2 separate regions of the Homo sapiens genome follow, and region 2 is linked to region 1. Evidence: chromatin loops called from intact Hi-C (ENCODE). Cell type or tissue: right lobe of liver. All regions are shown on one strand. Links, peaks and the distances in the headings refer to the core of each region. The heading gives the core; the rest is flanking DNA. Region 1 overlaps NINL (ninein like). Region 2 overlaps GINS1 (GINS complex subunit 1).

Region 1 (4,391 bases), core at 308-4,307:
ACTAACTCCCCACACCATGTAGAGGCACATGTAGATCTGGACCTGCTGTGTACAGCCGTCCCCAGCCAGCCCTGGAAGGAAAGGGCACTTGGGAGGTGCAGGCGAACAGAGGCGGGGTGAGGCCCCGCCCTGTCCCAGCCACCCCCTATGGACTGAACCATGTGGAGGTGGCGGCTGCAGGAGGTGCAGCGGGGACCCCCTTCTGCCCAGCACAGATCCGTGGAAACCCTGAGGACATGGGTTATGGAGATGGGGGGCGCCCACTGGCCTTAGAGCTGGCCCCGGACTGTGCCTGGCTCTGGAAGGCCTGAAGGAGAGTGGCTGGGCTCTGCCCTCATGCTTCTCCCACCTGAGGCTCTTGCTCCCCAGAAAGCTGACCAGTGGCCTTCGGCTGACCCAGAAACAGTGTAAGGCCAGGAGAAGGGAGACCTGGGTGTCAGCTTCACACACGCACGCTCACTGCTGCGGGACTGGGCCAGTTACTGAGCTGCTCCAGGACTCAGTTTGTTTGGCTGAACAATGGGGATAAATGGCCTATTTGGTCCCAGTGGCTGTTACGTGAGGCGACCCCTGGTGCACACAGGAGACACACCACAGCTGTCTTCACCAACCAAACTCACTTCTCCAGAGGCCACGGACCCATCAGTAGCCCCTCAACCCCTGGAGCCCCAGGTTCACGACAAAGATGCTCAGGGCTTCTTTGGTAAAGGAGCAGCAGCTTCAGGCTTCAGCCCGCAGTGCAGCTGGCACAATTCCAACATGCGATGTGGCCAGCAGCCAGGCTCCCATCTGCAGGCTCACCCTGGGGACTCCGCAGCACCCCAAGCAAACCGCCCGCATCCCTGGAGGGTGCCACACCACGTGGCTCCATCGCGCATAGCTCTTCTTTGCTAGCCACGCTCAGCTGAGCCACCACCACCAGGACCATGGCAGCGAGTGCTGTGTCTGTGTTGTGCAATGCAGAGGGTGGGCCGACCTGCAGACCAAGAACCCAAGGGCGTGGGGACAACAGGGCCAGGACTGCAGCCTCGGGCAGACCTCCCGAGCCAGCAGAGGACCCACTGACAAGGGAGAATGGCAGGGAGGCCAGCCATGTCTTGCTGCCCCTGCCCAAGAGCTGTGACTCAGAGCCAGGAAAGCCTGTCCTGAGCTACCCCGGAGGACCCTCCAGGCATGCGCAAACTTCAGGTGAAAAACAGCAGCTCAGCCCAGGCAGACATGTGCCCCACCAATGACGTAGAGAAGCCCCTCTCCCTGCCTGAGCCTGGGACACCCTCTTGGGCGGAATTTCCTCAGATGTTCTGTTTGTGAACCAGTGCGGTGGTTGTATCCTTAAACAAAACAAATCGGAAATCTAAGGCCAGGCGTGGTGGCTCACACCTGTATTCCCAGCACTTTGGGAGGCTGATGGGGGTGGATTACTTGAAGTCAGGAGTTGGTCATCCTGGCCAAAATGGTGACACCCCATCTCTACTAAAAATACAAAAATTAGCTGGGTGTGGTGGCAGGCGCCTGTTTAATCCCTGCTACTTGGGAGGCTGATGCAGGAGAATTGCTTGAACCTGGGAGGCGGAGGTTGCAGTGAGCCAAGATGGCACCACTGCACTCCAGCCTGGGATACAGAGGGAGACTCCATCTCAAAAACAAAAACAAAAATAAAAACAAATCAGAAATCCTTTTCTCTGGTCTATCCAGCCACTGTTCCACACAACTGTCCCCGCATCGGGGTCACTACAGCTGTGATACCTGGAGTTGGGTTCCTTCTCTGGGCTCCTTCTACCTGCTGGGCCAAAAGGAAACCATTGCCAGTCCTTGCAACATAGCCACCTGCCTCTTGCATCACAGGCACGCAGCTAGGGGCCGAAAGGCTTGGCTTATGTGAGAAGAGCCCAGCAAAGCGAGGGCAGGAGGCAGGACCTCCTCGGCCCATGGGGACGTAGCCAGGGCCAGGCACTGCACCAACCCCAGGAAGAGCAGGGCTCTGCTGCTTTCTCAAGGCTGTGCCCCCTGGATTCCCCCTGACTCAGGTGAAATAGGGGGGTCTCCACTGAGCCACACCCGCAGCTCTGGCCCCTGGCAGCCCTGTGTCCACTACCTGCCCTCAAAGGGGCTGGGGAGGCCCAGGTAAGAATCCACCACCTGGGCCCAGAACCCACTTGATTTTCTTCTCCGTGAGCTGCTCCAGGGTGGAGTGGCAGTCGTCCATCTCTTTCACAAACTCCAGGTTCCTCTTCTCGGCCCTCTCCAGGTCCTGCCTTGCCTTGTCACGCTCCCTTGCCAGCTGCTCCACCTGCCCTCTGCCACAGGAAGGAGACAGGGTCAGATGGGACCCCACTGCTGGCCTGACCCGCCATGCCAGGTGGCTCTGGGCCCCATATCTGCATCAATGATAGAAACTAGCACACCAACTATACAGCGGGCACTGCTCCACCAGCCTGCTCCTAAGGCAGTTTCTACAACTGCTATGCTCATTTTATAGATGTGTACACTGAGAGAGAGGGGCCACGTGACTTGGCAAGGAAAGTTTCTAGGTGGTTTCTAACCCAGGAAGACTGAGCCTGGAGTCCCACAGCATGCCATATCACTTATGCAGCCCCAGGGCATGTGGGAGTTGGTTTGTGAGCCCTCTCATCGGCAGCTGGGCGTGGATCGCAAGTACCTAATTCAGTAACGGGCATGTGGCGGGGAGGATGGCCACCTGTTAGCCCTGCATGGGCATCCCAGCACGCTAGTGAGCACACAGTGAGTCACCAGAGCACAACGCAGTGGTTGTATGTGGTCTCAGCTCTGCCTGGCCACCCTGACCCAGCTGAGGCACTGTGTAAATCATTGGTGGCACCTGCTATTCCAGTGACTGTTTCCCCACGAAAGGAGCTTTTCTCCCTCCCTGTCCCAAGGCCAGGGGAGGGACCTGGGCAAGCCTTTCTCCAGTTCTATCTGCAGAGCTGCCTGAGGCCAGAGGCGGCTCCGCTGTCTGCACCTGGACAGATGCAGTCTTTAGGATTGAGATTGTGGTTTCTGCCAATCTTTTCTGCAGCTTCAGAACATTGACAAAAACACCACGACAATCTTTTTGCAAATCTGCTTAGCAGACGGATGGCCTGAATGGTCAGCCAAACCAAACAGACACAATTAAAAGGGAATGGGTTCTCAGCCCAACGTCACGGGGCATTTTGTGACCACGTTTGAAAAGCGCCTTTCCTTCCTCCTGCTGACAGCCCAGCCTGGGAGCCCCCTGGCGCGAGAGGCAGCGGCAGGACCCCACCTGGCGCTGGCAAGCGCCTGCACCAGCATGAGGGGGGACCTCATGTCTGTCCCTTCGAAACCTCAATGAAAAGGGCTCAGTGGGGGCCCCCAACATACAGATCCCAAGCACCTCAACAAGTGGGAGGAAAGCCAGCGAGCCTTAAATTGTGTAGACTCAGACGGCACAGGTCCTCAGGCCCCACCCAGCCCAGAAACACGGATGAGCGGCTGCCATTCACCTGTCCATGCTCCGTGGCTAGATTCTGCTCCTGTCCCTCTGCGAGCGCCGGCTTGAGGGGCCAGAGAGCACGGGACAGACAGTGTGCAGAGCCCTGCCCCAGGACTGGCCATGTGGGGTGGATAAGAGCTGACTGGTGTCCTTTGTGTCCCAGACCCCCCTCCAGGCCCACCTGGCCAGCCACACTGCCACGTTCCCCAGTCCCCTGTGGCCTCTTACTGCTGGTAGCTCAGCTCCTGGTGGTAGCAGGCCAGGGCTGCCTGCTGGACGGCACTGTCCACTGTCATGAGCTCGTTGTCAAGGGCCCAGGTCAGCTCCAGAAGGTTCACCTTCTCGTCCACGCTGAAGTCCAGGCTCTGGAAGCAGCAAGCCTGGTAAGCAGGAGAGGCTGAGGGACTTCCCCAAGCAGACACCTCTTTGCTCCCTCCCTGATCCAGGGCCTAGCCCAGCATGGCTGTCCCAGGCAGCACCTGCCCCTCCTGTCTGCCAAGGTCTCTGCGTCTTGAGGGGTGCTCCTCCTCCATCCCACGCAACTCTGGTGGGCTGTCAATGGCCTGGTCCTCCTGCCTCTGCCTCAGGGGTGCGTAGGCCCAGGCTAGACAGAACCCCTCTTCCTGGACAAAGTGTCAGACACAGGCAGGGGCAAGTCCCCTGCAGGCCCTTCATGGGGACTGCTGTGGAGGCCAGGGCACAAGGCCCTTTTCCCTCTGAAATAATCTATTTTAAGGATGTGAGCCTTGGGATTCCCTGCGATGAGGCCTGACCTGCAGCTCATGCCACCAAGAAGAGCGTGGAGAGATGGAGGGGGTCCCCACAGCAGCCCTCAGGCTTAAAGCCAAAAAGCTTTCCAGAGCGGGGTGTTCCTCCCCACAGAAATGTGAAGAATACACTAATAAACTTCAAAGCA
Region 2 (4,391 bases), core at 131-4,130, 72 kb before region 1:
GAGAGACAGTTTGACTCTGTCGCACAGGCTGGAGTGCAGTGGCATAGCTCGGCTCACTGCAACCTCCGCCTCCCTGGTTCAAGCAATCCTCCTGCTTCAGCCTCTGGAGTAGCTGGGACTACAGGTGTGTGCCACCATGCCCGGCTAATTTTTGTATTATTAGTGGAGGTGGGGTTTCACCATGTTCACCAGGCTGGTCTTGAACTCCTGGCCTCAAGAGATATGCCCACCTTGGTCTCCCAAAGCTGGGATTACAGGAGTGAGCCACCGTGCCTGGCCTACCCAGAGGTTATTAAGGTTATTAAGATATTTTTCTTTTCTTTTTTTTTTTTTTTTTTTTTTTTTTTTTTTTTTGAGACGGCATCTCACTCTGTCGCCCAGGCTGGAGTGCAGTGGCTCAATCTTGGCTCACTGCAAGCTCCACCTCCCGGGTTCAAGCCATTCTCCTACCTCAGCCTCCCAAGATATTTTTCTTCTCTCTTTTTTTTTTTTTTTTTCCGAGACGGAGTCTCTCTGTTGCCCCCAGGCTGGAGTGCAGTGGCATGATCTCAGCTCACTGCAAGCTCTACCTCCCGGGTTCATGCCATTCTTCTTCCTCAGCCTCCCGAGTAGCTGGGACTACTGGCGCCCGCCACCACGCCTGGCTAATTTTTTTGTATTTTTAGTAGAGACGGGGTTTCACCATGTTAGCCAGGATGGTCTCAATCTCCTGACCTCATGATCCACCCGCCTCGGCCTCTCAAAGTTCTGGGATTACAGGCGTGAGCCACCGTGCCCGGCCTTTTTTCTATGTAATCTTTTAGGAGCTATATTTTACCTTTTACAAAGAGATCTACAGTATTGGGATTAAGTTTTGTGTATACTACAGGAGGCATGCTTCATTTTGAATATAGATATTGAGATGACCCAGCACCATGTATTGAACAGATCTGCCTCTCCCATCACTGTGTGCATGGTGCCACCTTTGTCATACATTGAGTGTCAGTATTCCTGTGGATTCTGAATGGGAGGACTTTTTCTTCTGTTATGCTAGTCTATCTGTTCTTATACCAATTCCACTGTTGTAATTACTGTAACTATATAGTATAGTTGGAGCAAGTTCCCATCTTGTTCTTTTTTGAGAGCATTTCAACTATTAGCCCTTTGCACTTCCATGTAAATTTTAGACTCAGTTTGTCAGGTTCCATTTTAAAGAAAGTTAAGATTTTGATTGAGATTGAATTGAATCTATAGATTGTTGACGTTATTACAATATTGAATCATCCAATCTGTGAATATGGTATTATTTAGGTCTTTCATTGTTTTCAACTTTTTTTTTAAAATAGCAGATTTACTGAGATATGATTCATACACTGTGAAGTTTACCATCTTAAATTGTACAGTGCAGTGGTTTTTAGTATATTCAGAGTTGTTGTGCATCCAATACCACATTCTTATTTGAGAATATTTTCATCACCCTACAAAGAAGCCCTGTCCCCTTTATAGTTACTCTATATTTTCTTCCCTCCTCCCAGCTCCTGGAAATCCCGAATCTACTTTCTGTCTCTATAGATTTACCTATTACAGGTTTTTCATATGAGTAGAATCATGCAATATGTGGCCTTCTGTCTTTCATGTGGTAATGGCAATACGTTTCAGAACTTCATTGTTACTTATGGTTAAATAATGTTCCATCATATGGGCACATATCCATTCATCAGCTGGTGGACATTTGGGTTTTCTTAACAATGTTTTATAGTTTTCAGAAATAGCATCAATGCAGAGTTTGAAGATATAATTCTGAAATGGCGTCTTTTTCATGGTTCTGTTTCTGGTCAAAGATTCCTAAGGTTTATTATTAAGTATGCTGAAATGTAAGCTCTCTGAGAACAGAGATTTTTGTTCACTTTATTGAATGATTCATTGTAAGTACCCAGACCAATGCCTATATCATAGGAGGCAATTAATATTTTAGCATTAATGAATGAATGGTCACAACAGTGATTTGTGTTGGGATGTGTACTGTTTTCGAATGGATGATATTCAGTGTGTGCAAGTTTTCTTAGAATTTTGTCAAATGATCATCTCTATGTTTGCAGATGGAGTGGTTTAATAATTATAAAAGATCTCTTGCTACTTATATGAGGTCACTGGGAGGAGATGAAGGTTTGGACATTACACAGGATATGAAACCACCAAAAAGCCTATATATTGAAGTATGTATATCTTTTTAAAATGCATTTTTCTTTAATGTGTAAATTGTGCTACCTTTTAAGAAGAGAGGAGTATATGAATATGTGTTAGCTTCTATTAAAATAGAAAAGAAGCATAGACCAAATCAAACAAGCTACCTGTAGGGGGATGACAGAATACGATGGAACAGCTATAATTTTCTGAATATACCTGTTTTAATAGTTTTGAGTATGGAACCCTATAAATGTTTTAGCTATTACTAAAACAAAGTTAAATCAAAATGGAAAATCAGTCCCTAAATTTTGAAAGTAAAATGAAACAAATGTCAAAACAAAGTTAAATCAAAATGGAAAATCAGTCCCTAAATTTTGAAAGTAAAATGAAACAAATGTCAAAACAAAGTTAAATCAAAATGGAAAATCAATGCTAAATTTTGAAAGTAAAAAAAGCAAATGTCTTTCAAGTTGGTGGATTAGTCAAAACAAGAGGTATTTTTGTTTCATTTTGTTTATTTTTTCTATTTTTTAAATAATAAAATACATATAAAATCTACCATCTTAGCTATTTTTAAATGTACATTTAAGTGGTATTAAATATTGTTTAACATTCCATATTGTTTTGCAACTTTCATATTGTTTTGCAGCTGTCACCACCATTCCATATCCAGATTTTTTTCATCTTATAAAACTGAAACTCTACCCATTAAACAATAACTTCTCAATACCCCTGCCTCCCATCCCCCAGCAACCACCATTCTACTGTCTGTCTCTGATTTTGACTACTGTAACTACCTCATGTGAGTGGAATCATATAGTATTTGTCTTTTTGTTTTCTTTTGTTCTCGTTAGAGAATAATTTCTGAGAAGCTACAAATGACAAGTTATTTGTCTTTTTGTGACTGGCTTATTTCACTTAGCGTAATATCTTCAGGGTTCATTTCTGTGGTATCTGTGGTAAGAATTTGTGTCAGAATTTCCGGCTGGGCACGGTGGCTCATGCTTGTAATCCTAGCGCTTTGGGAGGCTGAGGAAGGAGGATCACCTGAGGTCGGGAGTTCAAGACTAGCCTGACCAACATGGAGAAACCCCGTCTCTACTAAAAATACAAAATTAGCCGGGCACATGCCTGTAATCCCAGCTACTTGGGAGGCTGAGGCAGGATAATCGCTAGAACCGGGGAGAAGGAGGTTGCGGTGAGCTGAGATTGCACCATTGCACAATTTTTTTTTTCTTTTTTTTGAGATGGAGTTTCACTCTTGTTGCCCAGGCTGGAGTCTAGTGGTGCGATCTTGGCTCACCGCAACCTCCGCCTCCTGGGTTCAAGTGATTCTCTGGCCTCAGCCTCCCAAACAGCTGGGATTACAGGCATGTGCCACCACCCCTGGCTAATTTTGTATCTTTAGTAGAGACTGGGTTTCTCCATGTTGGTCAGGCTGGTCTCGAACTCCCGAGCTCAGGTGATCCTCCCTCCTCGGCCTCCCAAAGTGCTGCGATTACAGGTGTGAGCCACTGCGCCTGGCCCAGAATTTCCTTCCTTTTTAAGGATGAGTAATATTCCTTTTTCTGGCTATACCACATTTTGCTTATCCATTTATCCATCTATGGACACTGGGTTGCTTCTTTATTTTAGCTATCATTTTATGATCAATGCTGCTATGAACGTGGATATATAAATCTCTTTGAGACTCTGCTTTTAATTTTGGGGGGCATATATCCAGAGTGGAATTACTAGATCATATGGTAATACTATGTTTGAGGAATTGTCATACTGCTTTCCACAGCAGCCATACCATTTTACATTCCAACATTACGCAAGGGTTCCATTTTCTCCACATCCTCACCAACACTAAATATTTTGGGGTTATTTTGTTTCGTTTTTGAGACAGAGTTTTGCTCTTGTCACCCAGGCTGGATGCAGTGGCGCGATCTCGGCTCAACCTGCAACCTCCACCTCCCAGGTTCACCTCAACTGCAACCTCCACCTCCCAGGTTCAAGTGATTCTCCTGCCTCAGCCTCCCAAGTAGCTGGGATTACAGGTGCCCACCACCACACCTGGCTAATTTTTGTATTTTTAGTAGAGACACGGTTTCACCATTTTGGCCAGGCTGGTCTTGAACTCCTGACCTCAGGTGATCCTCCCGCCTCAGCCTCCCAAAGGCATGAGTCACCATGCCTGGCCTTGTTCTGTTTTTTAATCATAGCCATCCTAAAGGATGTAA

What was found. A loop is a pair of places that touch in the nucleus more often than their neighbours do. Peaks named below come from ENCODE experiments on the same cell type or tissue, not always from the same donor. Only the 100,000 strongest peaks of a DNase experiment are listed, where the experiment ranks them.
Region 2: a loop joins it to region 1, with 5 times the contacts of the local background. A loop is called at or near these places in 1 of 110 quality-filtered maps.

The regions. Positions count from the first base shown.
Region 1 is chr20:25,494,507-25,498,897 of GRCh38, forward strand. NINL (ninein like) reads right to left here. Exons shown (of 24, transcript NM_025176.6): 9 at 3,704-3,840; 10 at 2,157-2,297. Among named protein-coding and RNA genes, the nearest start is that of NINL, 89 kb to the right of the region's middle. In right lobe of liver, for the core only: no CTCF peak of the experiment used is centred there; a DNase peak (open chromatin) is centred at 1,845; H3K27ac peaks cover 376 bases.
Region 2 is chr20:25,423,133-25,427,523 of GRCh38, forward strand. It overlaps GINS1 (GINS complex subunit 1), which reads left to right. Exons shown (of 7, transcript NM_021067.5): 5 at 2,079-2,195. Among named protein-coding and RNA genes, the nearest start is that of GINS1, 18 kb to the left of the region's middle. In right lobe of liver, for the core only: no CTCF peak of the experiment used is centred there; no DNase peak of the experiment used is centred there.